Linked DNA regions of Homo sapiens: region 2 is linked to region 1. Evidence: chromatin loops called from intact Hi-C (ENCODE). Cell type or tissue: heart right ventricle. All regions are shown on one strand. Links, peaks and the distances in the headings refer to the core of each region. The heading gives the core; the rest is flanking DNA.

The links. A loop is a pair of places that touch in the nucleus more often than their neighbours do. Peaks named below come from ENCODE experiments on the same cell type or tissue, not always from the same donor. Only the 100,000 strongest peaks of a DNase experiment are listed, where the experiment ranks them.
Region 2: it touches region 1 in a loop (2.4-fold over the local background); 14 of 110 quality-filtered maps call a loop at or near these places.

The regions. Positions count from the first base shown.
Region 1 is chr20:49,376,709-49,391,701 of GRCh38, forward strand. The region is part of intron 1 of KCNB1 (potassium voltage-gated channel subfamily B member 1); the gene reads right to left. The region is part of intron 2 of LOC105372649 (a long non-coding RNA gene); the gene reads left to right. Among named protein-coding and RNA genes, the nearest start is that of KCNB1, 98 kb to the right of the region's middle. In heart right ventricle, for the core only: CTCF peaks have their summits at 7,971 (motif pointing right) and 8,182; DNase peaks (open chromatin) are centred at 5,063 and 7,993; H3K27ac peaks cover 1,496 bases.
Region 2 is chr20:49,438,326-49,453,318 of GRCh38, forward strand. All of the region lies in intron 1 of KCNB1 (potassium voltage-gated channel subfamily B member 1), which reads right to left. It overlaps LOC105372649 (a long non-coding RNA gene), which reads left to right. Exons shown (of 4, transcript XR_001754659.2): 4 at 263-695. Among named protein-coding and RNA genes, the nearest start is that of KCNB1, 37 kb to the right of the region's middle. RefSeq lists enhancers at 8,275-8,786, 8,787-9,296, 9,297-9,808. In heart right ventricle, for the core only: a CTCF peak has its summit at 8,587 (motif pointing left); a DNase peak (open chromatin) is centred at 8,656; H3K27ac peaks cover 4,063 bases; H3K27me3 peaks cover 733 bases.

The DNA of each region.
Region 1 (14,993 bases), core at 3,644-11,643:
CTGGGCAACACAGTGAGACCCCGTCTCTACAAAAAATAAAAAAATCTGCTGGGTGTATTGGCACATGTCTATAGTCCCAGCTACTTGGAAGGCTGAGGCGGGAGAATCTCTTGAGCCCAAGGAGGTTGAGGCTGTGGTGAGCCATGACCACACCACTGCACTCCAGCCTGGGTGACAGAGAGAGAAACCCTGTCTTGAAAGAAAACAAAAGAAAAGAAAAAGGAAAAAAAAAAAAGAAACGAAATTAGCCGGGCATAGTGGCGGCACCTGTATTCCCAGCTACTTGGCAGGTGAGGCAGGAGAATGGCTTGAACCCGGCAGGCAGAGGTTGCAGTGAGCCGAGATTGCACGACTGCGCTCCAGCCTGGGCGACAGAGTGAGATTCCATCTCAAAAAACAAACAAACAAACAAACAAACAAACGAAAGAAAAAGACAAAGAAAGCTGAACCTTCAAGAGAAGCCAGAGAATGAAGGGAAGGTGCAGATGAAGGAGGAGTGGGGACCGCAGGAGGGTCATAGCAGGGTGCCGAGGGCAGCAGTTAAGAGCTGAGGCTCTGGTGTCAGCCTGTTTGAGGTTCAAGCCTCAGCTCTGCCATTTCCTTACATTGAGCATGTTATTTAACCTCTCTAAGCCCCAGTTTCCTCATCTAGCAAATGGGCTGATAATAACAGTATCTACCTCAGAGAACTGCTGTGAAGATGAAATGTGTTAGCACAGGCAAAGTGCTAGGACAGCTTCCAGCAGCACACGGTGAGTGTCTAATAGATGCCAGCTGTCATCACAGGGGAAATCTCAGCCCACATCACCCCACCCACTCAGATCACCAGCCTCGGGGTGGCCCGGTCTCGGTCTTTGCCTCCTGTCCTTGTTCTGAGACTGTCTGCTGTATCCTGTAAGTCAACCCAATTGCTACATGGGTGAGTGTGGGAGGTTTCTGGCCCTGCAATGAATCCCCAGTAAGGACACTTGGTTGTCAAGTCCTTCTCATTTTGACTCTGACCTCTCTCTCTGGCCACTCCTGCCATCGGTTCTCAAAATTCACACTCCTCTAGCCGCACACTATCATTGGTCAATTCTGCATGTCCGAGCTTCTTGCTTGCTGTCTGGTGAACTCCAATCCATCTTTTCAAATCCAGCCCATGTGACCCCTTCCCTTTGGAGTTCTCCCTGCTTTCCCCAGGCAGGGTTGACTGCTCCATCCTTGGGTTTCCTCACCATTTTACCATACCTTGGGGATACTTACCACTCATATCCCATCACAGGTGCGTGCGTGTGTGTGTGTGCATGCGTGTGTGTGTGTGCACGTGAGTGAGTGTGCTTATTGCTGCCCAGAATTGGTGAGTACTGGGAGGATGGGGATGGGTTCTGAGGTTTATCTATGTGCCCCCAGCACCTAACCCAGGGTGGGACACCTGACAGGTGCTCACCAAGTATTTGTTGGCCGTTGCTCAAGTTCATGGAGTTAGAAGTAGAAGGGTCAGTACCAGAATTCAGGTTTTTTTTTTTTTTTTTTTAGAGACAGTATCTTTCTCTGTTGCCCAAGCTAGAGTGCAAGGGTGTGATCATAGCTTACTGCAGCCTCAAACTCCCATGCTCAAGCAATTCTCCCACCTCAGCCTCCCAAGTAGCTAGGAATACAGGAGAGCACAACCAAGCCCAACTAATTTTTAACCTTTTTTGTAACGATGGGATCTCACTTTGTTGCCCAGGCTGGTCTCGAACTCCTGGGCTCAAGCTGTCCTCCTGCCTTGGCCTCCCAAAGCACTGGGATTACAGGTGTGAGCCACTGCACTGGCCTGGGAAATATTTCTTGGTCATCTACTCTGCGTGAGGCACTAGGCCAGACATTGGGGATGCCACAGGGGGCAAGAGAGTGCCAGTGCCCTGATGGGCCAGCTCTGAAGATGAAAGGGAATGTTCCAAGGTGTGGTGCCTCCCCAGCCTCAGGGGTTCCATAACTTCTGATTTTTTTGCTATAGTTAAGTCTGACACATCCTATGTTTAAAAAAAAATAGGTTTGAGTTTCTTGATTTGCACCCATTGAAAAAGGAAGATTCTGTAATACTTTATAAATGAAATGTTTGAGGCAGGGTGCAGTAGCTCAAACCTGTAATCCCAGCACTTTGGGAGGCTGAGACAGGTGGATCACCTGAGGTCAGGAGTGCAAGACCAGCCTGGCCAATGTGGTGAAACCCCGTCTCTACTAAAAATACAAAAAAATTAGCCAGGTGTGGTGGCAGGCGCCTGTAATCCCAACTACTCGGGAGGCTGAGGCTGGAAAATTGCTTGAACCCGGGAGGTGGGGGTGGCAGTGAGCTGAGATCATGCCATTGCACTCCAGCCTGGGCAACAAGAGTGAAACTCTGTCTGAAAAATAAAATAAAGAAAATAAAATGTTTGATATATACAAAAATAGACCTAATTTATATATAATTTATGAACCATAATCAAATGAACACCTAGAACCCGCCACCCAAATGGAGAGACAGAGCAGGCAGCAGTAACACTGACACTTCCTTTGTGTCTTTCCCACTCCAGAGATAACCTCTGTGTGCAGTTTTTCGTCCCTTTGTTTCTCTGTATGATTTTCAATAAGAATATATGGGTCCCTAAATTGTCATTTTGTTGCGTTTTTTTTTTTTTTTTTTTTTTTTTTTTTAAGAGGTAGAGTCTCACTCTGTGGCCCAGGCTGGAGTGCAGTGGTGCAATCACAGCTCGAATACCTAGGTTCAAACGATCCTCCTGCTTTAGCCTCCGAGGTAACTTGGACTACAGGTGCATGCTACCATGCCTGGCTATATTTTGTAGAGATGGGGTCTCACTATGTTGCCCAGGCTGGTCTTGAACTCCTGGCCTCAAGCAATCCTCCCACCAGGGCCCCCAAAGTGCTAGGATTACAAGCGTGAGCCACCGCACCTGGACTTTGCTCAGTTTTGACGTTATACTGTATGTATTTTGCTACTTGTATCACTCTTTCCTTAATGGTAAAAACAAAAAATCAAAAAAGCCCACTCACCTTCTTTATTTTATTTTAGCTTTATTCTAAGAAATCATATGCAAAATTGCTGATTTTTCATGCCAGGGCTATATGTATTAAATATTCACCAAAATAAATATGTAATTGTTGGAATAACATCTTGGCAGCACACTTTTTGGTGCTCCTGTGTTGAGCTGAGGAGTGTGGGTCCTGGAGTTGAAATTCTAGCTCTTGCCATTCATTGGTGGAATGGCCTTGGGCATCCAAATGTTCACTGCCTCAGTTTCCTTATTTGTAAAATGAGGACATACTAGTGGTTTTTAAGGGGATGATTTTTACTCCTGGGGGACACTTGGCAATTTTGGCAGAAATTTTTGGTCGTTACAACTGGTGGGAGGGGTGCTCCTGACATCTTGGGGGTGGAGGTCTGGGATGTCACTAAATGCCCTACAATGCACAGGACAGCTCCCACGGCAAAGAATGATCTAGCCTGAAATGCCATCAGTACTGAGATTGAGAAACTCTGGGACATGCCAATAGTCAGCCCCTCACAATTGTGGAGTTGGGGACACAGAGTGGGTCAGAGTGGGCAGCCAGTGGGCTTTGGGCTGAGCCCTACAGGAAGCTGCTCTCGTCTGGTGACTTCTGGCAGGAGGGCGCCTGCACAGGGAGGAATGGGTTCCCTGGGAGTCTGTTCCTTTAAGAGCTGGGCAGTCTTATTTTCCCCCAAAGGCTAGCAGGGGAAGCCTGCTTTGGTTTCTAACCCCCAGACAACTCCAGGGAAGGCCCACATAATTGATGTTCTGGCGACAGATGCATGAATTATGCACCCAGCTATTGTACAGACCTAAAGCAGGCACCCCTTTTGTACTTGAGACTGTGCCCTCCCTCTCCCCTTCCCTCAGCCCAAGGAAGCCTAGGAAACGAGCAAAGCAGGGGGAGGGGCTCCACTGGACTCCAAGGTGGAGGGTGTGGGGGAGTGCCTGCTGCTCAGGGTTGGGTTGGGAGGGTCAGAGCACACCTGCCATCGGTCTGTGTGAATGTGCATCACACAGCGTATGCGGTAATGCAGTGTGGGGGGTCTCCCCTGCCCCACCCCTCCTGACCCCACCTGCAAGAACTTTTTCTTTCCCAGACTCAGTGAGGCCCTTAGAATCAGGGCCACACTTCCTGCCTGGGGAACTTCCCAACGTGATTTAAGCCCTCTGTGCCTCAGTTTCCCTATATGTAAGACAGGGATCATTGCAAGACTGCAATGAAAATTCATTGAACTCAAAATGCCCTTAGCTAGTGGCACAATCACTTTAAACTTTAATTGTATTTATTTCTCCACATTTCTTTACATTTATTTATAGCTGGTTTTGGACTTGAGTTTGAGTCCCAAGGCTATTATTCCCCAGCTGTGTGGCTTTGGACAAGCCACTCCCCCTCTCTGAGCCTCTATTTCCTTTTCTCTGAAATGAAGATGAAGGTAACTGAGTACTCACCTAAAAGCCACTTAATATATAATGTTATTAAATTATTATTCAGGGCCGGGTGTGGTGGCTCACGCCTGTAATCCCAGCACTTTGGGAGGCCGAGGTGGGCAGATCACCTGAGGAGTTCGAAACCAGCCTGGCCAACATGGTGAAACCCATCTCTACTAAATATACACAAATTAGCCGGGTGTGGTGGTGGGTGCCTTTAATCCCAGCTACTTGGGAGGCTGAGGCAGGAGAATCGCTTGAACCCGGGAGGCGGAGGTTGCAGTGAGCCAAGATTGAGCCACTGCACTCCAGCCTGGGCGACAAGAGGGAAACTCTGTCTCAAATAAATAAATTATTATTCAGGTAATTTATGGTCAACCCCATCCCTAACCTCTGTACTGGTTGCTTTTGGAAGCCAGGAGTAGCTGTGTAGACCCCAGTGACTGCCTAAGGCAGCGTGCGTCCTCTAAACAGCTCGTGGACCCAGATGGACTGTGTTGATTTGGTTTCTGGGATAAGCCCCAGGAATGGGGAACTGACTACCACCTGGGAGTCCTCCCAGCCCCAGCTCAGGCCTGGACAGGCCTCTGCTTTTCTGGGATCTGAGCCCAGTTGGGCTTGGCAGAACTCCAGGAACCCGGGGAGCAGAGGCAGGAGCCAGCTCCAGAGACTGGGAGGCTGTCCCCAAATTCCCTGTGAAGAGGTTCTGGATCCTGGAGCCTACCTGTCTGCACCAAATGGGAGAGGGGGCTTTGGTCCTCTGGGGGAAGAGATTGGCAGGTGGGGATCCCCAGGGTGGAATTCAGGAGTGCTGGAGCCAGGCCCTCCTCATCCTAATCGTCGGCTCTGGTGGTTAATCACAGAGAGGCCTACGGACTGTTTATCGTGGCCTCTGCACACTTCCCTGCTGTTCCAGGAATGTGGATGAGGCACAGACTGTCCATGCAGAAAAGGGCTCAAGCTTCCTGCTGGGAAGATGGGGAAACTCAAGCAGAGAACGGAAGTGACTTGCCCACGGTCACACAGCCCATTGCTGTCAACACTGTTCAGTAACACTAGAAGCTTTGGCAAGCTGGAAGCTGCACCTAGTGTTTAGGGCTTGCAAATTGCTCTTCGTAAACATGCAGGTTTATAGCTGCAGTATTCATAATAGCCCCACAGTGGAAACAACCCCAATGTCCGTCAACTGATGAATGGATAAACGAAATGCAGCTATCCATACAATGGAATATTCTTCATCCATAAAAAGGAATGAAGTGCTGATATATGCTACAACACAGACGAACCATGAAAACATTATGATAAGTGAGAGAAGTCAGACACAAAAAGCCACTTATTATATGATTCCATTTATATGAAATGTTCAGATAAAGCAAATCTATAGAGACAGAAAGTAGGTTAGTGGTTGCCAGGGTGGGGGATAGGGATTAACAGTTAATGATCATAAAGGACGTCGTGTTCTAAAAACTGACTTAGGGCAAAGCCTGCACGATTTGGTAAAATTTAATAAAAATTATCAAATTGTATGCTGGAAATGGGTGTGCATTATATGATACATAAAGTAAGCCTCGATAAAGTTATATAAAAAGTTGCTTTCCATAAAGGGCAGCCCATTGCTATTGCTTTTCTTTTCTTTTTTCTTTCTTTCTTTTTTTTTTTTTTTTTTTTTGAGACGGAGTCTTGCTCTGTAGCCGAGGCTGGAGTGCAGTATCGCGATCACGACTCACTGCAACCTCCGCCTCCCGGGTTCAAGCGATTCTTGTGCCTCAGCCTCCTGAGTAGCTGGGATTACAGGCCACCACGTCCAGCTAATTTTTATATTTTTAGTAGAGACAGAGTTTCACCATGTTAGCCAGACTGGTCTTGAACCCCTGACCTCATGTCATCCACCCGCCTTGGCCTCTCAAAGTGTTGGGATTACAGGTGTGAACCACCGCACCGGGCCTTTTTTTTTCTTTTGAGACAGGATCTCACTCTGTTGCCCAGGCTGGGGTGCAGGGATGTGATCTTGGCTCACCGCAGCCTCAACCTCCCTTTTTGTATTTTTTGTAGAGATGGGGTTTTGCCACATTGCCCATGTCAGCCCATTGCTTTCCATCCCCACAACATATGGATAGTTCATAGGAGAGAAGAAGCTGAGCAAGCCACAGAGCTGCTGTAAGCCCTGCAGCGACTCCCCATTCTCCCAGTTAAGTTCCAGTTCCTGTGCCTTTAGTTGGCATGTGCTTATTGAGCACTTCCTAAGTGCTATGCTAGTTGCTGAGGGTGCTGCATGAATAAGGAAGAAAATTTCCTAGCCTCATGGAGCTAGCAGGGAGAGGCAGACCAAAAAAACCCAAAAACGTAAACCAGGAAAGAGGCAAGGTGATGTCAGATAGTGTTAGATGCTGTGAGTTATTGAGAAAAGCAAACCAGGGGGATCGATGCAGAAGCACTAGGGGTGTCCACGGGAGGCAGAGTGGTCAGGGCAGGCCTCTCTTAGGAGGTGTCTCGTTGCTGAGACTTAAAAATAAGAAGTGTGTGTCATTCAAAGATGCGAACATTCTAGGCAGAAGGCACGGCACGTATGAAAGCCTTGGGTGGGAATAAGCCTGGTATATCAAGCAACCCAAAGAAGCTCAGCATGGCTGGGGCTGCATGAGCGAGAGCGGGAGAGCGGGGTGGGCCTGATGAGACCTGATGAAGAGATCTGGGTTTTATATTAAGATCCCTTTTCTTCTCTCTCCTGACCATTTCCCCTATTTCCCATTGTAACCCACACTGAATCCTGCAGAAACCACTTAAAGTTCCCAAACTCACCACCATGGGTGCTTCCACCTCTAGATCTTTGCTGTTCCCTCTGCCTGGAGTACCCTTCCTCCTACTCCAAACCCACTTCTCCTGGCTGGTTCCTACTGCCTATTCAGGCCTCAGCTTTGGGGCCACTTGCCCCAGCGAGCCCTCTCTGGGCCCCCGGTCTGCATTAGGTACATCAGTTCTCTGAGCTCACACAGCCCCTGCGCATCTCTGATCACAGCCCTGGTGCTGCTGAGCTGAAACTGTTTTCTCCTTTCTGTCCCACACTAAAGTGTCACCTCCATGAGGGCCCGAACTGGGTCGGTCTTGTCCAGTGCTGTGTCCTCAGCTCCTGAAACAGTGCTTGGTACAGATGGGAGCTTTCTATATAGCTGACAAATGAATGAACAAGTGAATAAAGAAAATGGAGGCTGAGAGAATGAAGTGACTTTTCCAGAGTCTCGCAACTTGTAAGCGGTGGTTCCAGACCCATGGACTTGATCTCAGGTCTGTGGGTCTCCCAAGACGTTTTCAAGGACGTAGGAGGAGGCGGCTGCTGGCCCATCAAACCTTCGGTCCTTTTATGGTGCTTCCGCTTCCCCCAGCTTTAAGGGGGGATTACAGCTGGGGAGTTTTAATTAGAAGGGTCACTGGTGCAGATCCGATTAAGGGGATTGGGAGCAGGCTGATGGGGTTGCCCGCATCCCCTACAGGCAGGGAGGGGTCCCTGGCAGAGGATTGGTAAGACATTGGAGTCAGAAGCCTGCAGGGGGCGCTCGTGGGCACAAAGGGACAGGAATCCTGTGCGTGTACAACAAAGGATGAAAGCAGAGGGCTTTGCCATGAGAAGAAAACAGTCACAAAGATGGAAAGAGGATGGAGGGCCACTGTGGAGGGCGCCCTAGCCCTTATAACCCAGAGGCTTTGCTGCTGGGAAGTTTATTTTTACTTGGTTGACCGAGTTTCAAAATTGGGAGATTTTACATAAAAATCCAGATTTTCACATTCTTTTGGAAAATTAGATGCTCGTCTTCACTCAACCTGCATTCCCAGTGGCAACCACTGGCTAGAGCTAAGGAACAGCAACCCCTTGGGAGAGTGAACCAGCTCCCTAGTGTGCCACAGGCCCTTCACCTGTTTTGTGATCTGTCTCTGCAGGCAGCTGGGTTTGCAGTCACTGACCCACCTGAGGCGATAATGAAGACAACACCTGCCATAGGGTATGAAGAACTTTCCAGACAAGATCTGCATCAGACTCCACAAGCCAGGAACATGGGGGTCACACTTGCTATACCCTGCCCTATCCCCATACCCAGGGATCAGGAGACAGGAGCCTGCAGGGGGCAGGCTAAGAGCTAAGAAGGATAAGTAGGAAGTAACCATGCAGAGTGAAGGGAAAAGCATTCCAGGCGAAAGGAACAGTGTGGGAAAGGCCCCATGGCAAGAAGATAGTGGTTGCTAAGTCTGATCAATTCAAGTTCACCAACATCTGCGCATCTGTTCCATTCTCTCCACCTGCACAGTCCCCACCCTCCCGCATCAGGACTTCTTTCTGGCCTCCCCAAAACCACTCTCTGGCCCACTATTGCAAAGACCACTAGCTGTCACCAACATCTATTCTTCCCCTCTTCCATTGTCACAGAGTTTTAGCTGGACCCAGGGCTGCCCAGAATAAAGACTACATTTCCCAGCTTCCCTTGCAGTTAGATGTGGCCATGTGATTAACATTGGCCAATGGAAGGTGAGCAGAAATAATAGAAGCCCTGTCTCCTTTTCCTCCTTGCTGGCTGGCAGGCAGATGTGCTGGGCAGAGCTGGAGCAACTGTCTTGGATCTGAGATGGAAGCGAATCTCAGTGCTAGACTGGCCCTTTATGGAAAAAGTTTGCCAGCTCCTGGTCTATCTCATGACATCCATCTTGTTGAAGCCACTCACTGTATTTTGGGGTCTCATTGTTACAGCCGCTTAGTCTCTCCCTGCCTGACTAACTCTCCAGCCTTCTCTTGTTCCATGCTCTTCTCTGCCCCCTCATCTCAGGTACATTAACCAGTAACCTTCCTTTGGTCGTTCATAGTCTTCACTATCTTCTTGCCACGGGACCTTTCCCACACTGTTCCCTCCACCCGGAGTGCTTTTCCCTTCACTCTGCCTGGTTACTTCCTACTCATCCTTCTTAGCTCAAGATCACCTGTTCAAGGAAGCCATCCTTGACTTTCCTGACCAAGTCAAATCCCAATCACAGACTCTCATAGTACTATTATCCTTCTCCTCATAACACTGTTCAAGTTGCAATTTTGCAGTAATGTCCACCTCTGCAGACTGTAAGCAGTGTGAGGGCAGGGGTTATATCTGATTTTTCTCAATCTTGAATCCTTAGAGCACATAGTTGGTGCTCAATACATATCTATGGAACAAAGGATCTCATTTCATCCTGATAACAATCCTACAGGCTGTGCTGTGCCTCCACCTGTTTTATAATTGGGGAAACTGAGGCTTAAGAACAAATGTCCAGAGGAACAATTAAGAAAATAGTAGATGGCCAGGCATGGTGGTGCAGGCCTGTAATCCCAGCACTTTGGGAGGCCGAGTTGGGCAGATCACTTGAGGTCAGGAGTTTGAGACCAGCCTGGCCAACAAGGTGAAACCTTGTCTTTACTAAAAATACAAAAATTAGTCAGGTGTGTTGGCACATGCCTGTAATCCCAGCTACTCAGGAGGCTGAGGCAGGAGAATCGCTTGAACCCGGGAGGCAGAGTAGTGAGCCGAGATCATGCCACTGTACTCTAGCCTGGGCAACAGAGCAAAACTCTGTCAAAAAAAAAAAAAAAAAAAAAAAAAAAGAAGAAGAAGAAGAAGAAGAAAGTAGTAGAGAGAGAGTTTAAACTGATGTATACTAGACTTTGATGCCCTTCTTTATTTTAAAAAATATACATACCTGGGACCTTTCTTATCCTAGTATCCTGGGGTCTGGTTTTTAACTTATGCCTTCACTTGAACCGTCTCTCTGAGGTAACTGCACTCTTCTTAACAAGCTCTGGGTTGGGCAACCTCTTCCTAACAGGCCAGCCAGGTTCCCACAAGCCTCTCCAAAGGCAGGAATTCTGGGAGATGGTGATGTCACCATCTCCTGCCAACCTGAGGACAATGGTCTCTGGTGGAGGAGGAAGAGGGACTCAAAACTGATCCCTGCAGAGGGAAGAGGGGATGAAGAGGCTTGTTTCTGAAGGGGAGAAATGCGAGACAGTGTGCTCCCTGCCTGGGTGGTTGCCAATTCCCTATATTTGCTGAGGACATGAGCAGGTGGGGGAGGAACTGTCAGTGTTAACCGTGATGAATGGCACGGGTCCATTCCTGTTGTAGAGAGCAATGTATTGAATGAAAAATGAGGAGCACAGGAAGTGTTAGGCAAGGACAGTGTCCCCAGGTTCTGCCGGCCACAAACCGGTTTCCTTGTCCTCTGAGTCTGGCTGGAGGGGACTGGGGAGGGTAGTCTCTGAGAGCTTGACCAAGGTGGCTGGGGTTGCTAATGGAAGCTAATTATATGAGTCTGGAGAGATGCTGGGGTTAGGTAGTACTCTGGCTAATGTCAGAATAATGGCTCTGTGAGTGGTCTTTTTTTGACAATAGCCAGATTTACTGGTTAATGTCCAATCTACTTTTTGAAAGAGACATTTTGGTGGCTTAACAATAGATCTTTCTCATCTATTATGAAATTATAGCAGTTTAGTCTCACCAGAGATTCATATTGAGGTGAAATGGACACGTGGGTAGTCAGGAGACCTACTTTTAATTCTGGCTGGGCATGCTTCGGCAAGTGTCGTCACATCTCTGATCTTTCTCATGCAGGATCCACTGAGAGTCTAATGGGTCTCCAGTACAGTTCCTTTCTAGGTGGTGACTCAAGAACCTAGTGGCTCTACCATCTCAATTGGTAGCCTCCAGTCTTGCCAAGGCAGAGGAAGGGACAGTGTGGGCAAGTCACACTTGCTCTTAAATGCCCGCACCCAAAAGTGATACACATCATTCCCTCCCTCAACAGTGAGGCCTCTGGTCTCTTACTGTGTCCTCCAGGGGGACACAGTAAGTGCTTTGAAACTTACAAAATGCTTTATAACAGGCTAAGGAGATGGTCCCCAATATGGGTGTGTGCACAATATGACACACTGCAGTGCAGAAACAAATGACTGGCATTTCTACCCTTTACTGTTAAAAACAAACAAACAAACAAACCAAGAAATCAAGTTTTCCTGATGTTAAGTCCATGAATTAACATCGGGATCCTTGTTCACTCAGTATGTCAGGCAGCCATGGAGAAAGGAGAAGACCCCTGGCGGGAGAGTAGGGGTGCTTCAGCTTAGCGGGGTTGGCAAGGAAGCCCTCACATCTTTGTTTGATGGCCGCAGTGCCATGTATGTGTGTCTGGGGTGAAGAGACTTCTAGCACTCATGGGTGTCTGGTTCCAGTCTTCTTCCTGGGCAAAATGTCTATTTCCTCGAGGCAGTGGGGCGGGGATATCTGGTTCTGTATGGGCTCTGTGTGGGTACTGGCAGAGGCATTTAAGAGTGGGTGTGAGTTCTTCACACAAAACTTTGATGGGTAAAGTCAAGAGATTGTGGATTTCTTCATTACTGTAGCACAATCTAGCATCTTCTCACTAATTCATCTGGTCGAGTCAGGTTACAGATTCTATTTTCTGATTTTAAGCTAACTAGTCCTCTCAGACAAAGATGAATGGCTTACAAAGATCCTGGAAAACGGGCATGGTGGCTCACACCTATGATCCTGGCACTTTGGGAAGCTGAGGCGGGAGGATCACTTAAGGCCAGGAGTTTGAGACCAGCCTGGGGAACATAGTGAGACCCTCCCTCCCCCCTGTCTCTAAAGAAATAAAAATAAAACATAAAGATCTTGGTAAAGCCACAAGGGTTTGGGGGTAGTATTAGCAATGGAAACACAGGAGAACATCAAGACAGTGGCTGAACTGATGCTTCCCCCACCCCAGTGGTCTGAGCCCTTTGGCAGTGAAAACACAAAGTTAAAAATAATGATGATCTCATCAGATCTGACAAGAGGTTGGCCAGAAAAGGGTTGAAATGATCAGGAAGACTCTTTGTATGTGAATTTTCATCTACTCTCTTTTACAGTGAGCCCTATTCTCATTCATTCATCAAAGAAAGAAAGAAGGCAGGATAAATGAAATTTGATAAGGAATGAATGAGCTAGATCCAGGGGGAGGGAGGCACTAGAATGTGTTGGTTAAGAACCAGGACTTGCATTTTAATCTGTTTTCAATTTTCCAGCTGTGAGGCCTCGGACAAGTTTCTTAACCTCCCTGAGCCTCAATTTCTTCATCTGTGCAATGGGGATCACCAGAGTTCCTCCCTCACTGGGTTGTCATGTGGGAATTCAATGAGATAATGCGCGGGGGTGCCTGGCACGCAGTAAGGCCTCGATGAATGTTAGATGTTCGTTTGTTTTAAAGCTGCGAGGAGTACTTCGCCTCGATATAAGGACGACCGTTCTAATGGTGGGAGCTGTTACAATGAGCTATTGTTATTATGCAATGGAGGGAGGCCAAAGAGAAGGATGGAATCAGCAAGATCTGGGTTCAAATCTTGCCCCTGACATTTACTGGCTGTTTGAATTTACACAAGGAACTTCATCTCCATGAGCTTCACTTTCCTCATCTATAAAAAGGGACTATTAATACCAACATGGTCAGATTCTTATAAGGATTTACCTCATTCATTCATTCATTCATTCATGTGGGGATGTGCCAGGTAATCTTTTAGGCCCTGGTAATACTGCAGTAAACAATTCAGGCAAAAATCCCAGTTTGCACGGAGCTGATGGTTTTGTAGAGGGAAGGGGCACACAGTGAACAATAATAAGTCAACAGGATCATTTCAGGCTATGATAATGGCTATGAAAAAATGAAGCTGGTCAGGGGAAAGAGAATGACTATGAGATGGTTTACTTTAGCTGGGGTGATCAAGGAGGGCCTCCTTGTGGATGTGACATTTGAGCTGAGACCTGAATGATAAAGAGGAGCTGGCCACATGACCATCAGTGGGAAAAGCATTCCAGGCAGAGGGAACAGCAAGTGCAAAGGTCCTGAGGTAAGAACGTGTTTGGCAAGCGTGGCTGAAGTAGGTTAAGTGGAGGGGACAGTAAGGAATGTGGTAAGGGGGGCAGATCTTAGAGTGCCTCCAGGCCACACACAATGAGTGCAGAACATGCTATTATTATTAGTATCATTAGCAGCAGTCTTCCTCTGACTCCCTTGTTTGTCCCCCACTAAGGACCTGCTTTGGAAAACAAGGACATCCATTCTTGTGGTTCTCCTGGAAGATCCCTTCAGTTATTCAACTGTCCCACATGAAAACATTCAGGGCAGCAACACTCCAAGTCCTTGGTCTGGTTGTTGAAGGGGAGGTTGACTCACTAGAGTGTAAGGAATGATTGCATTAATTGTCCAGGAAAGTGACAAGGAGGTGACTCTGGTCATGCAATTTTGAGCTTTGGCTTCAACCTTTGGGGGCCTCGCCCTGCCACCTCCCATTCTCTCAATTCTTAATGCTCAGGGGTGAGATTTCTATGGGCCTCGGGCCACTTTGAGGAAAGCCATGCGTGCACGAGACAAGTATCCATTTTCTACTCTTTCACAGAATCCTGATTTTGTGCTTACGTGACTACTTTGCTTGAAGATAACACCGCCCAGCCTCCCCTGCAGCTGGATGGAGGTCACATGCTTGGATCTGGTCAATAAGATGGGAGTCGGAGTGTTGTGTGGGACTTCTAGAATCTCTTTTTTCTTTTTTGTTTTTCGTATTTTTTTTCTTTTTTTTTTTTTTGAGAAGGAGTCTCACTCTATCGCCCAAGCTGGAGTGTAGTGGCACGATCTTGGCTCACTACAACCTCTGCCTCCCAGGCTTAAGCGATTCTCTGCCTCAGCCTCCGGAGTAGCTGGGATTACAGGTGCGCGCCACCATGCCTGGCTAATTTTTTTGTATTTTAGTAGAGATGGGGTTTCACCATGTTGCCCAGGGTGGTTTCTAACTCCTGAGCTCAGGCGATCTGCCCGCTTTGGCCCCCCAAAGTGTTGGGATTACAGGCATGAGCCACTGCACCCAGCCCCAGAATCTCTTTAAAGCAGGGAAGGCTGCCTCCTCTTTTTAGATCTTCCTCCATCCTGCTGCCAGGGATGATTACATGATTGCTGGAACTCTAGCAGCCACTGAGAGTCGTGAGACTGAAAACCCCACTCTGGGAAAAGCAGAGCAGAAAGGTGGAATGAGGCTGGGGCCATGATGACTTTATAGAGCCATGGTACTAGTCGTGGACTATTTTCATCTGGACTGATGAGAGAAATATACTTCTCTCCCTGGGTCTCACTTTGTTATAGAGCCAGGCCTAGATTCTAATCAGCACTGCAGTGGTTAGCCCAGTAATTCTCCAGTATATGGAGAATATGGAGTACAACTTACACATGGACTGCCAACCCATCTGATAGTAACACAGGCAAAAAGACACCGGTTGCCCAGAATAACGTAGCAATGGACTGGGAACAAGTTGCTCAGAAAACAACTCCATTCCATGGAACTTGAGTAGTTCCCTGTGTCCTTAACTGGCTCCACTCCACACCCTTCCTTCCTTCCCTTTCTGGACTCTCAGTAGCCTCTCATTTTCCTGTTCTAAGAGGGAGGTCAACAGAGACCTCGGCACCTTTTCATTTGCTGTTCCCTGGGCCTGGCCTGGAGAGACCTTTTCCTGC
Region 2 (14,993 bases), core at 4,796-12,795, 63 kb after region 1:
AGCTGCATCCATGTTGCTGCAAAGGATGTAATCTCGTTCTTTTTTATGGCTGCAGATTGTTATTCTTTTAGAGACAGGATCTCGCTCTGTCACCCAGGCTGGAGTGCAGTGGTGCGATCATAGCTCACGGCAGCCTTGAACTCCTGAGCCCAATCCATCCTCCCGCCTCAGCCTCCTGAGTAGCTGGGACTACAGGAACGCACCACCACACCAGACTAATTTTTAAGTTTTTGTTTGTTTGTTTGTTTTTGTTTTTTTTTAGAGACAGAGTCTTGTGATATTGCCCAGGCTGGTCTTGAACTCCTGGCTTCAAGTAATCCTCCCGCTTCAGTCTCCCAAAGTGCTGGGCTTACAGGTGAGAGCCACCGTGCCCCGTCCTGGCTTCTGTTATTATCACGTGGCTAGCGTAAGGGGTGTTGGGTAGGTAGCTCCCTTTCTGGGAAACATTGGCCCCATCCACCCACATCCGATGGGGCTCTCCCATTTCAACAGGTCTTAAGAAGCCATCTCCTCAACAAAAGTGGGCCCCTGGGAGGAATTCTCCTGACAGCCACTAAAACAGTATGCTTGACCTGCATCTCATAACGCATCCAGGAGGAAATGAAAGCACAGACAGCTGGAGAACCAGGCCCAAGGTCACAAAACTTAGGTGTAGCAGAGCTGAGAATTCAATGTGCATTTGATGCTAAGCCAGGTGATAAAAGAAGGAAAGCCAGTTTTATTGAGTGCATGTTATATTCCAGGCATCTTTGTATGCACTGTGCTTTTATTTATTTATTTATTTATTTTATTTAATTTATTTTTTGAGGCACAGTCTCACTCTGTCACCTGGGCTGGAGTGCAGTGGCGTGATCTCGGCTCCCTGCAACCTCCACCTCCCAGGTTCAAGTGATTCTCGTGCCTCAGCCTCCCAAGTAGCTAGGATTACAGGCATGTGCCACCACACCCAGCTAATTTTTGTATTTTTAGTAGAGACGGGGGTTTCACCATGCTGGCCAGGCTGGTCTTGAACTCTCAGCCTCTGGTGATTGGCTCGCCTTGGTGTCTCAAAGGGCTGGGATTACAAGCGTGAGCCACTGTGCTCAGCCTGCATTGAGTTTTTAAAAATTTCACTTTTTATATAAATTATATTAATTTTGAAGGGCAGTACCTGCACACAGTTTGAAAATCAAAAAGGTACAAAAGGGTACACAGTTAAAAAGGGGGATCTTCCTCCCGCCCCTGTCCCCTGTCAACCAGCTCTCTGCCTCAGAAGTGACTACTATTTTGTTTCTTAGGGATCTTTCCAGTGACGGACTAGGAATGGCAGAACCTACTAGTTGCCCACCCAGTATCCAGCCTCCACCTCCTCCTTGCTAACAGAACCCCAATTTTGCTCACAGGTGGCCATATGCCCAGATAAAAACACTCACATTCCTGACTCCCTTGCAGTTAGCAGCAGCCATGTGACCTGGTCTGTACAGCGAGATGTAGGTGGAAGTCCCTGGGCAGGGAATTTCTTTTCACTCCCTCAAAAGTCAAAGTGCCCGGAAAAGAAGACTTTTGTGTTTTTGTTTTGCTTTTGCCCTTTGCCCTTAAAAAAAATTTCTTGCCTGGGTGAGACTCCATCTCAATTAAAAATATATATATATATTCTGCCTGGAATGTGGACTTGATACCTGGAGGTGGAGGAGCAGCCACCTTGAGACCGTAAGGATCAGAGACACGTACTCAGAATGGGGAAAGGAAAGAACGATGCTTGAGTCCTTCAGCAGCTGCACCAGTGCTGCGCTGCCCGGCTCTGGACTTACTGTGTTTGCTCAAGCCATCGTCTGTTGGATTTTTCTCATCCTTGCAGCTACATGCCTTCTTAACTGAAACCGTGCCTAAATAAGCATTTGTATTTATCTATGTTCTTTCTTCCCCACAAAAACGGTAGCATATACTCCACCTACCCTTCAGGATCTTACGTCTTCACTTAACAATATATCTTGAAGGTTGTTACAAATAGGTACACACAGAGCTGCCCTGAACTTTTAAATGAATGTGTCTAAGACCTTGTACAGATGCTCCCTAGAGTGTTCCACCAAGTCCCTCTTGGTGTGGGTCGTTCTCAACTTCTTGCTATCACAGATAATACTGCAGAGACAAAACAGGGACATTGTTCATATCCCACATGTGAGGGTTTGTCTTCAGAAGAATTGCTGAATGCAAGGGCAGATGCTTTTTCAGTGTTCTTAGATTTTGTCAAATTTCCCTGCAAAGAAGTCTGGCTGACGTGCATTCCACCAGCAATGTGGGAGTGTACCCACACGTTGTCTCTAATCCTTTCAACAACAAACTAGATGGTGTCCATTTTGCTGAGGCTCAGAGAATTGTACATGGCCTGCCCAAAGTCATCACAGGCAACTGGTGAGATGGGGATTTGTACCAGGGTCTGTCTGATGTCAAAGCTGTGCTTGTAAACACATGACATTGCTTTTCAGGCAGCCTGGATTCCAGAGACTCTCAGAAAAGAGGGAAGAACGAATCTGACCCAGGCGCTGGTCTGTACCTGAGAAGAGCCTTTGGGCTGGGCTGTGGGGAGGCCCGTGTTTGTCCTGGGCCGCGTCCCAGCTCAGGTCTGTCATGGCCTTGCTGTGTGAGCAAGTCCTGCCCCTTACCCTCTCTCTGGGCCTCAGTCTTTCCACCTGTCAAATGGATGGCTTGGAGTTGCTGGTTCCTAAAATCCTTTAATGTTAGGCTTCTTGAAAATCCCCAAGTCTGAGGGTATCTTGGGAGCTGCTTTTCAGACCTCAAAATGGAAACAGCGATTTTTCCTCTATTCCTGACCGAGCAGAGGTCAGCAGCGTCAGGGGCATCTACTTCTATCTGTGGACTGAGGTCACATTCCCTGGGGGAGGCTGGGCCATGGTGGGGCAGCAGTCCGCTGCCCTGTTTTCTCTGTAGGGTACATCTTCTCCCAGCTCTGACAGCCAGATTCTGAGGACAAATATTCCAGTTATGGTTTCAGATACTGAGTATTTTCCAAAGTGATTTACATATCTAATCTGGAAGAGAGGGGCTACTCTTATCCCCATTTTACAGATAAGGAAACAGGGGCACAGAGAGATCGATCAACTTGTCTGAGGTCATTCGGCCAGTAAGCGGCAGCCAGGATTTGGCCCCAGGAAGTCTGGTGCAAGAATCTGTGCCCTTCACCGAGCATTTCTCAACCTCGACCTATTGGCGTTTTGGGTTGGCTCACTCAGGTAGGGGGCTGCCTTGTGCATTCTGGGATGTTCAGCAGCATCTCTGGCCTCCACCCACTAGATGCCCCCTGGGTATGACAACCAAAATGACCCAGACATTGTCAAGCGTCCCCTGGAGGTCAAAATCACCTCCAGCTGAGAACTATCTTAACACAGCTCTGGAGATGTGGATTCTAGGCCCATCTGGGGACTCTTGGGTTTTTTTTTTTTTTTTTTTTTGAGACAGAGTCTTGCTCTGCTGCCTGGGCTGGAGGGCAGTGGTGCGATCTCAGCTCACTGCAACCTCCACCTCCTGGGTTCAAACAATTCTCGTGTCTCAGCCTCCTGAGTAGCTGAGATTACAGGCATGTACCACCATGCCTGGCTAATGTTTTTATTTTTTGTAGAGACGGGGTTTTGCCACGTTGGCCAGGCTGGTCTTGAACTCCTCGGTTCAAGTGATCTACCCACTTTGGCCTCCCAAATGCTGGGCTTACAGATGTGAGCTACCGCACCCAGCTGATTCTTAACCCTTCTGAGCCTGCTTCAGGCTCTGGAAAGACACTGACAAAGGCCTAGAGAAGAACCTTGCAAGAGGGCAATGCCCTGTGCAGGCGATAGAAGCGTCGCAGGGCAGCCTTCTCTGAGGCTGGCGATGGGACAACTCAGCGAGGGGCATTGGCGGGCAGCAAAGAAAAAGCTTGGGTGGTGGAATGGGCTTGGAGGTTGGCTGAGTGACCTTAGGCAAGTGCTGAGATTCTCTGACCTTAGGCAAGTGCTTTAGATTCTCTGAGATGCAGTCTTCTCAGCCAAAATCAGAGTTAACCCTTGTAGAGTTGAGGTGTGATACTTAAATAAAGTATTGTCATGATGGGTGAAGAAAAACAAAACCAAAAACTATATCCACGAAGAGTCTAGTTAAATAATGTATGGTACATCTAAGCCATGAAAGATTATGCAGCCATTAAAATGAATGAGGTAAATCTAGTTTTTGCTGATATGGAAAGATCTCTAAGGCTTATTTATTTATTTATTTTTTGAGATGGAGTCTCGCTCTGTTGCCCAGGCTGGAATGAAGTGGCGCAATCTCAGCCCACTGCAACCTCTGCCTCCCGGGTTCAAGTGATTCTCCTGCCTCAGCCTCCCAAGTAGCTGAGACTACAGGCGCACGCCACCATGCCTGGCTAATTTTTGTATTTTTAGTAGAGATGGGTTTCACCATGTTGGCCAGGATGGTTTCAATCTCTTGACTTCGTGATCCATCCATCTTGGCCTCCCAAAGTGCTGGGATTACAGGTGTAAGCCACCGCGCCCGGTGGCTTATTCATTTATTAATAGTTAAAAAGTAAGGTACCCAACAGTATATATGACATAATCCCATTGGTATTAGAAATAAAAATAATCTTTCTACATAGCCTTATTGAGCACCTACTGCTTGCCAGGAACTGGAGTAAGCAGGAGGAATACAGTGTGGATAAAACAAAACTCCTATTTCCATGGAGGTTGGTGCAAAAGCAATTGCATCAACCTAATATAAAGACGTGCAAGAAAATGGCTTCTTCTGAGCCTGGAGATGTGGGAGTGAGATTTCTGTCTTTCCATTGTATGCCCTCTGGTATTTGAATTAGTCTTACTGTTGAATGCATTTATTTATTTATTTATTTAGATGGAGTTTTGCTCTGTTGCCCAGGCTGGAGTGCAGTGGCACGATCTCGGCTCACTGTAACCTCTGCCTCCCGGGTTCAAGCTATTCTCCCAGCCTCCCGAGTAGCTGGGATTACAGGTGTGCGCCACCTGGCTAATTTTTTTGTATTTTTAGTAGAGACAGGGTTTCATCATGTTGGCCAGGCTGGTCTCAAACTCCTGACCTCAAATGATCCACCCACCTCAGCTTCCCAAAGTGCTGGGACTACAGGTGTGAGTCACTGTGGCCGGCTGAATGCATTTATTTTAATGATCAGTTTTTAAAAGACTGGATTAAAAAAATGAGAGAGAAAGCAACGAGCAGTGTTTGGCTCAATGCAAATGGTTGCTTTTATTATTATCATAGTAATAAAACATTTATTAACTGTCTCTTGAGCACCTACTGTGTGCCAGGTACTTTGCTAGGTGCTGAAGATACGTAGTGAGCAAGAAAGATAAAAATATTGGTCCTCAGGAGCAGGTGCTCTAGGTGGGGGGACACAGGAATCAGAGAAGTAACTGCAAATGTCATTAGTGTTACAACAGTTGGGGATTATGATGGCATCGGAACCTAACAGAGGGGAGGCTTGCAGGTCTAGGGAGTTGCCCAGGGATCGGAGCCTGGGCTCCAGCCCTCTATCCTCAAGCCTGGGCAGTTCACAAGGTTGGACCCCTCCATGGCTTCAGAGCAAACAAAAACAGCTAAAATTGATGGAATACATACAGCCAACAGGCACACTGTAAATACTTTACATGTATTAACTTACTTAGAATCCTTACTACAACCCTATGGATACTATTTTTATGCTCATTCTAGAGATGAGAAAGTCAAGGCACAGAGAGATTGAGTAACTTGCTGAAGGCCACACAGCTAGTAGGTGGCGGAACCAGAATTCAAACCCAGGTATTCTGCTACAGATGCCATACTTATAACTACTTCCTTTCATGACTTTCTTCTCCTCTTCCCTGCTTATCAGAGCCAGTCCTCTGTCTCCCTGTCCTCCCCAGACATGAGGATGACCCTCTCTGGCCCCAGCTGCAGCAGAACATGCAAGGATTGGAGGACACTCTCCAATCTTCCCCTGTCCCAGGGGCTCCTAAAGTGTCCTGGTTTTGCCCTTGGAGCCCAAGTAGAAGAGGGGACGAGGGGGAGCAGGAGCCAGCCAGGTATACGCTGGTCCCCCGTCTGCCTGTCCTTCAGGCATAAGAATCTGGGTTACTCCTAGAGCCCAAGTGTCCAGATTGATTCTAACTCCAGCCCCTGAATGAGCCACAAACTGAGTCCTAACCCGGGTCACACTGAATCTTGACCCTGGCCGCACATTCCTTCATAACCCTGGTCCTAGGCTAAGCCTTGACCCTGGTCACACACTGATCCTTAACCCTAGTTGCATACTGATCCCTGACTCTGATCACAGACTAACTCCTAGTGTGATCTATGACCCAGGTCATGTACTGACCTCAGTCTCAGACTGAACCCTGATCCTTGTCAAGGATAAGCCCTGACCCTCATCACACACTGAGTCCTGACCCTGCTCACTGGTTGAGCTCTGACGCAGGACACAGACTGAGCTTTGACCCTGGAGAGACACTGAGTCCTGGCACTCCTCACTGACTGATCCCTGATCCTGGCCATAGAGTCAACCATAATCTGGTCCTAGGGTGAACCATAATCTTTGTCACATATTGATCTCTAACCCTAGTCATACACTGAGTTCAGCCCTGGCCTCAGATGCCCAGCCATCTCCAATTGCTGCTGTCTACTGCCCAGGGATTCAGAGACTCCCAGAATGCCCTCTTCCCACCTTTCCCCAGAGCTTAAAGTGATTCCACTGGCCTGTGCAGAGGTCACCCAGCCTGTCATCCCCGGGGCCCATCTGGGGGACCTACAGGGCTCTAAAAAAGACAGGGAAGGCATGATTTAGACAGAGCTAAATTCTCGAGATGCTGCTTTTCATCTAGAGGCTCCCAAACTCTTCCTATTTCTCTCTGTCTCGTCTCTTCCCCCATTCACACACATATTTCTCCTGAAACAAAATTCATCAGCAAATTCTGTCTTTAAGAAGGGAGGTCAGACAGCAGCCAGCCCAGCAGCTGGGCAGAATTCTATTATCAGGAGGAAATGCAGCCAGCAGGAAGGACTGTGCCCTCCCTCCCGGCAAAGTGTTACTCACTCTCCCCAGCTTGGCTTCCTTCTGAAGGGCTGTGGAGTTCCTGACAGGTGGAGGTGGTGGACGTCTGCTGATGTTGACCAGGGAGCCCGTGCTCCCACCGGTGGCTGGCTGCCCCAGACCTGGCCCCTGTTCTGGGAATCTGCCCCAGTGTCTGAGCAACACAGGGGTGAAGAGTTTGAAATGGTTCCCCAAGGTGCTTTCCAGGATTGCAGGGCCTGGGTAGGGCCTTACATATTGGGAGAGTCCTTGTGGCCTCTTTGGGGAAGGATGTTTCCCCCTTAAGACCCCTGAAAACAGGGGTGCAGGATGGATGAGGAACACAGGGCTCACCCTCCACCCCCATCTCCAGGCAGTGCAAACATGTGAAACATGAACACATGGGCAGGCGTTGAGGTTTCCACTCAGTTCCCCCTCCCTGCTCTGGCAGGGAAAGGACTTTTGCTCCTCTGGGCCAGGGAGCCCTGGAGGGAGGGGAGAGGCATGGTTGCTGAGGCTGGGTGGGGGCTTCCAGATGGGTGTCACCCATGCCCTTCCGACCATCTAGGACAGCCTGGGAGTTGTGTCTAGTTAGGAGAGTCAAGAGTCAAGTATCCAGTGAGCTGGTCATTCGGATACCGAGGTGGGAAACAGGTGATCAGCCTGACAGTCATCTTGTCAGTTAGACGTAGAGACAGGCAGATGGGCAGGCCGTCACTCAGCCATTTGATCAGGCCTGCAGTCAGACAAGCAGGCTGACAGACAGACGGTCAGTCAGTCAGAGGAGGAGATGAACAGACAGGCTTCTTCATCTGTTAGTCAGATACAATAGATACCCAGCAGACAGACAGGCAGACAGACAGACATAGACAGACAGACAGACAGACAGGCTGTCCATCAGCCATCTTGTCAGTCAGCTATAGAGACAGCTAGTCAGTCAGTCAGACAGGAGATGGACAGCTAGTCTTAGTTACTCATCTAATTACAGCCAGCCAAACACCCAGGAAGACAGACAGACAGACACTCCAACAGGCATTTGAATGAGGAGATGGAGAGAAAGGCAATTTGTTTTGCATCTAATTAGTCAGGTACAAGAGCCGCAGCCAGGTAGACAGGGAGAGAGTCTCTCTGTCTCAGAGAGGGACATTCAGTCAGACATGGAGGCAGGCAGGCAGGCAGGCAGGCAGGCAGGCACAGCCATTCATCCAGTCAGTCAGCTATCCTGTCTGTCAGGCTCTCAGACTTGCGGTGGACAAGTCAGTCAGTCAGTGTCCGTCAGAACCAACCTACCTTCTGGCCAGTGATGCAGCTGGCCATTATGACAGACATCCAGGCTGGGCAGAGACAAACACTGGATGCTATGAGGAATGTTAAGAAATGGGGGTCCTAAGCTCACAGAATAACCGGGGGTCCCAACACCCCTCTCAAGAGCCTGATACAGCCCCTCAACAATCAGGGAAAGCATTCTGGAAGAGGAGGGAAGAGGCACCCCACTCCAAGAGCCATCCCTCATCTCCCTCTGAAGTGCCTGGCCTCCCTCTACAGGCCACAGGCCTAGAGAAGGAGCTGTGTGTGTGTGTGTGTGTGCGTGTGTGTGTGTGTGTGTGTGTCTCAGCTCTGCCAAGTTCTCCTCGCCTCCCTCCTCCACTGGAGTGGGGGTTGGGCGGCCCTCCCAGGCCACTTCCCATTTTGGGAATTGGGCTGAGAACTATGCAAGAGACAGAAATAATTCCTTTTTCGAGCCTGGCCAGGGCTGTAGCAGCCCAAACATTGGCACAAAACCAGTGCTGGGGAGGGGCCCAGGAGGGGGCAGCCAGGGGTGGGACGGAGCCCTGGGGCCCAGGGACACAAAGGCCTGGGTGTCTCCAGAAGAACCTCCTCATCCAGTCCCAGGGCTGGGTACAGGTACCTGGAAGATTCGAGACTCTTAGTGGAGCTGCCAGGCCAGAAAATGTTCGGGATTGGGGAGGGGACCAGGTTACAGAAAGAACAAGAAAGAAGTCATAGAGTCTCCACTGGTAAAGACAACTTGAAAAATGGACCATTTCTGGTGGCCAAGAAGGGATCCCTGCTCTCTCCTGAGAACACATCCCCCGCTATGGGCAGACCCACTGAGCACTCACATAAGAGATGGTGGCCTGGGAAGCACCTAGCACACAGTAGGTGCACACTAAATGCAAGTGTCCTTGGACCAGAATCGTACACAACTAGCTTCGCAGCCCTTTGGCACTGCTTCCTAGGGTGTGACCCTAGGCAAGTGACCTCAGCTCTCTCAGCCTCACATTTCCCCTCTGTAAACTGGGAGTAATGGCAAAACCCGCTTCCCGGGGTGGCTACGAGGATTAAATGACATGACAGGTACAGAAAATCTAGCACCTAGTAGGTCTGTGATCTATTTGAGTCCTTCCTCCTTTCTTTCCTTCTTTCTCAAAGCATTATTTTCATCTCACTGGGGTCTTACAGCAATCAGCCAAGGCAGATCTTGATCGTCATTTTCCAAGTGACACCCTCCTGAAATCAGCCCGTCTCTTAGCCTCAGTGTCCCCCTTGTGTAAAATGATAGCTCGGGACAGGAGATGTCTGGAAAGCCCTTTCAGAGCCTCAGCGCTAGAGTCGCTGGTGATCCTCAATGCTTGATTGCATCATTCCCAGCATGCAGGGGCCCTTCCCAACCACTCCGTGGGGATCCCTGTGGTTCTGAGGAAGCTGACCCTGCCCCCTGCCCCAGGGATAAGCCAGTCAGCACATGGCATCCCCCAGCTAGAGAGCTTGCTGAGTGGGGCATGTGATTCAAGCTAAGCCAATTTATTGACTTCTGAGCTTTGGCCAGGAATGCTGGGAGTTCCCTTCTCTTCTGGATAACGTAGAGTGCATGTGTGACGCCTAGAAATGCTGCAGCCTTTGGGACTCCCATGAGGGGAGCCAGCCCAAGAGAAAAATTGGCTCACAGAGGAGGACAAAGCAGAGTAAATCCTTGACACAATGATGACATCATGATCCCCTCCCTACCCTTGCTACACACTGCCTGGGCTTTTCAGTTGCACTATCCAATAAATGCCCTTTATTGTCCATGCCAGTTTCATTTGACTTTCAGTTTCCTGCACCCAAATACACCCCAAAAGACCCAAATACACCCCAACAGTCTAGACTTATTGCCAGTTTTAATCCTCAATGTGACTCTTCTACATAGATACTATTGTTCTTCCCATTTTAGAGATGAGGAAACTGAGGCTCAGAGAGTGAAGTGACTTGTCTGAAATCTCACAGCCAGAAACTGTCAGTGCTGGGATTTGAACCTGGAAATGCCTTATGCTCTTCTCACCATGTTATAAGACCTTCTCTTTTCTCATCTATCTCTGGGCAAGTGGGAGGGAGTAAAACAGTAACAGCCACCACCAAACTCCAGTAATAATCATCCCAGGGAAGACCAATCACATAACATCAAAGCCTGGAAGACGCTTAGAGATCATTCAGCACAACCCTCCATTTCACAAATGAGGAGACTGAGGACCAGAGCGGGGAAGAGACACAGGCAGCAGGAGGCAGATTGGGAGCCAGAGCCTGGGACAGCAAGAGGACATTGTTCCTGCAAGGGCAGAGGAGTCACCTGCTGCTCATACCTGGAGGAAGAGGGGGCTTCTTTTTAGCAACAAACCATCTCACCCTTTGGGGGAACTATCCCTTCCCAGCTCTCAAGCCACGTGGCTTGTAGCCTGGCCTCACCTCTGGCTCCAGGTCTGGCCAATCAGAACGGTGCATTCCCCTGGCAACAACGATTGGCAGAGTCTGGGCATGTGACCCCAATCAAGCCAATCAGAGTGAACCCTGGGACTTGTCATGGGACTACCGGAAAGAGAAGCTCCAGCATTCTAATGGAGCTCCGCCTTCAGCACAGGTAAGGACAGGCTCCAGGCTCAGAGCTGCCAGTTCGAGTTTAATAACCTAGTTTATTTTTGTGGTATTCATTTTTAACCCTGTGTTCAATTTAAGGTGATTAACTCCATACAGTTTGCCAGAACCATCTAGGTTTTAAAACTGAAAGTTCACAGGTGAATGGAGGCAAGGGTGGTTGGTCACCCCTGCTTCAACTTATGGGTATCAGATACTGGTTTTCCATTAATGGCAGCTTCCTTTTAAAATAAACATTTGAATTTAAAAAGGGGCCGGACGCAGTGGCTCACGCCTGTAATCCCAGCACTTTGGGAGGCCGAGGCGGGCAGATCATTTGAGGCCAGGGGTTTGAGACCAGCCTGGCCAACATGGCGAAACCCCATCTCTACTAAAAATACAAAAATTAGCCGGGCGTGGTGGTGCACGCCTGTAATCCCGGCTATTCGGGAAGCTGAGGCAGGAGAATCGCTTGAACCTGGGAGGCGGAGGTTGCAGTGAACCAAGATCGTGCAACTGCAGTCCAGCCTGGGCGACAGAGCAAGACTCCGCATCAAAATAATAATAGTAAAAATAAAACAAAATAATTTTAAAAATTTAAAAAGAGAGTCACTTGAGGGAAAATACCAAGAAACTAATAGTACCTTTGGTGAAAAGAAATGGCAAAAATATTGTGAATACTGTGTCATGTGAGTGAGTGATGGTGTTGAGAAATGTACAATGCCTGCAAGTCTGGAAACCCAAGCTCAGTTCCTGGGTTGGTGGCCCACTGGCCGTTTGACTCTAAACAGGTTGCTTGCCCTCTCCGAGCCTCCACATCATCCCAAGCTCACAAGGCCAACCATCCTCAGAGGTGGGGAGAGGTCAGAGGGCAGGCAGGCTCTGTTGTGGGCAGGCAGGCTCTGTTCACCCTTATCCTCTTAAGGGTGAGGTCTTAAGGTATGAGTTGCTCCCAGTGCAAAAGCTGGCACCAACAGCAGCAACTCACAAATCTTTGGAGAGGCCCGGCATTCCCCACTCAGTGACTGCTGAGTTTGACTGATGGGGCCATGTCGGCAAATTAGCCACCATTCAGCAGAGACACCCTTTAGAGATGCTAATTGCCCAGTGCTCATGCGTCCCCACCCCTCCCTGGCACAGGCGGCTGGCTGTCGATCCCCTGCCATTATTGTCTGATAACAGTGCTTGATTTGTCTACACAGACCAGGGCCCCTGCATGCATGCTGTTAGCATCTAACTACCAGCCAGCACGGCGCATGAAGCACGGTTCATTAATGCTCTTGAGGGGAGCAAACAGGTGCTGGCAGAAATCTATTCCCGTGGACAAATCTGTGGACACGTGCACCCTCATACGTGCCCACTTAGCCCCCAAGTATAGGAATGAGTCAGTGTCACGTGTGCATATGCATTCTGTGAACTACTCATACGCCGGCTAAGAAGCAGCCTCAGACACATACGCACAGGATGGAGTACATGCATGTACATAACAGGCAATGCTACATGGGGTTGTGTTAGGATTACATTACAGAACACCTGTAAGGCGTCTTGAACAGCGCCCGGCATGTGGTTAATTACTCCTCAGTAAATTAGATCTCTTATTATTTTTTCCCAGTGCTCCTTTATTTATTGAGGTATAACTTACACATAATAAAATGCACAAGTTTTAAGTGTTTAGTGCAGTGCCTTTTGATAAATAGATACACTTGTGTACCCACCAACTCAGTTAAGGTCCAGAATATTTCCATCATCCAGGAAGTTCTCTCGGGTTCCCTTCCAGTCAATACCTCCAAAAGCAATCACTGTTCTGATTTCTCTTGTTATAGTTGAATTTTGCTTGTTCTTGAGCCTCATATAAATGGAATCATATGGTGTGTCCTTCTTGGCAATGCCTATTGTGGATGCTCAGATGTGTGCACAGCCACTCACACTTACACACATGTGCATGGATACTCAGTCAGACTCATTCAGAAATGGGGATTTCTGAGCTGTAAATCCCTTGGCCTCAGCTTGCAGTTCAGCTAAGCCTCTCTGGGTTCAGAGGACTAAAGGAGATGGGGAGAGCCCCTGATGCTGGGTCCAGCCACCGTGGGGGGCTCCTTCCACATTTTCTTCAGCTTCCCTTACTGAGTGACCTCAGACAAGAACTGAAAATCTGTTTTCTCCTGTGAAATGAAATGAATAATAATAACATACAGCTCATAACTCCCCTGTATTGAGCACTTATTATGCAGTAGGCACTGTTCTAAGGACTGCGCAAGTTCGAGTCCACTCTGTCCTCCCAGCAACCCTATAATCCAGGTATCATCATTACCTGTCTTATGGGAAAGGAACCTGAGGCACAGAGAGGCCCAGCAGCTTGTCTGAGGTCACACAGGAAGGGGCAGAGCTGCGATTTGGACCCGGTCCAGCTCCAGAGCCTTCACCTGCCACCATTATCCCTCTTTATGAAGGGATTATGAGAATTATTGATTATGTCCATGCCTTGGAACCCAGTAGGTGCTAAATAAGTATTGCATAAGATTACTACCAAGAACATTTACATCCACTATCTCACTGATGCCTCAGAACAGCCCCATTTTACAGATGAGGAAACTGAGGCTCAGAAGTCAGTGGCAAAAGATTCTGGTCTTCTGGTTCTAAATCCCACATTCTTTCTATTCCCCCAGCTGGGGATATTCTATTCCACAAGGCAGATGCTTTGTTTTGTTTGCTGCTATGTCCTCAGCACCTAGAAGAGTGCCTGGCACATACTTGACACTCAATACATGTTTTCCAATGAATGAGTACAGCAGGGAGTTGGGAGGAATCACCCAGCCCAATGCCCTCCCGTTACAGCTGGGGGACCCAAGACCTATAGAGAGGATGTGACTCATCCAAGGTCACACAGCATCTTGGTGCCGTTGAAGCTATTGTTTTCTCCCTTGCCTGGCTCACCTCCTCTACCCTTGGGCCTGAGCAAGCCAAAAGATTTGGGAGCCCCTGAGGCTCTCTCAAAGGCCACGTTAATGGGGAGCTGGCATGGAGCCTCTCCCAACTTCATTAAGCCATCCAAGGTCAGCACGGAAGCCTGCCAAGCTAACCCTCAGAAAACGCCGGCTGAAAGGAAACAAGGCTTGCCAGAGCTTTTGCGCTGGGATGGGGACCATTCCTGGCAAACAAGGTGGGGAGGGAGGACCGGGCCAGCCTTTCAAAGCCCTTCGTGAACAAATGCTTGGACTGCAGCCTGCTCTGGTCATTGTCCCCTCCAAGTCAGCAGAAACAGCCAAACTCTTCAGTCTAGCAGGGAAAATGGAGAATGGACTGGAGTCTGTGTGTGTGGGGACAGTGCCAATGAGAGCCCACCCTGAAGATGGAAGGGAAAAGGCAGGAAGATGGTGAAGCTAGGTAGGGGGAGACCATCCCATCCTGAGGGTAACTCTTAGTTGCCAGTCCCCAGCCCTTGGGCATGGAGGTCAGTTTTAAATAACACTGATTGGCCGGGCACGGTGGCTCACGCCTGTAATCCCAGCACTTTGGGAAGCAAAGGCCAGCGGATCACGAGGTCAGGAGATCGAGACCATCTTGGCTAACATGGCGAAACCCCGTCTCTACTAAAAATACAAAAAAATTAGCCAGGTGTGGTGGCGGGCGCCTGTAGTCCCAGCTGCTTGGGAGGCTGAAGCAGGAGAATGGCGAGAACCTGGGAGGCGGAGCTTGCAGTGAGCCAAGACTGCACCACTGCACTCCAGCCTGGGAGACAGCAAGACTCCGTCTCAAAAAAAAAAAAAAAAAAAAAAAAATAACACCGATCACCTCCCTTCATGTCAGGGCATCCCTAAAAGCAGAGCCTGAGACAGGGATTCTTAGGCACGTGATTCATTCTTGCTCCACGTCTCCTTTAGGAGATGGGGGAGAGAGAGAAGCAGGACAGGATAGGGAAGGAGCTAAGCCAGGATGTAGCCTCAGCTGAGGTCTAGCTTCGGCCTGAATTGCACCAGGTGTTGATCCCACCTTGCAGAAAGAGGGCTGAGCTTTTGTACCCCTGACTCAATGAGTCCACAGTCTGCCTGGTGGGAGGACGGGA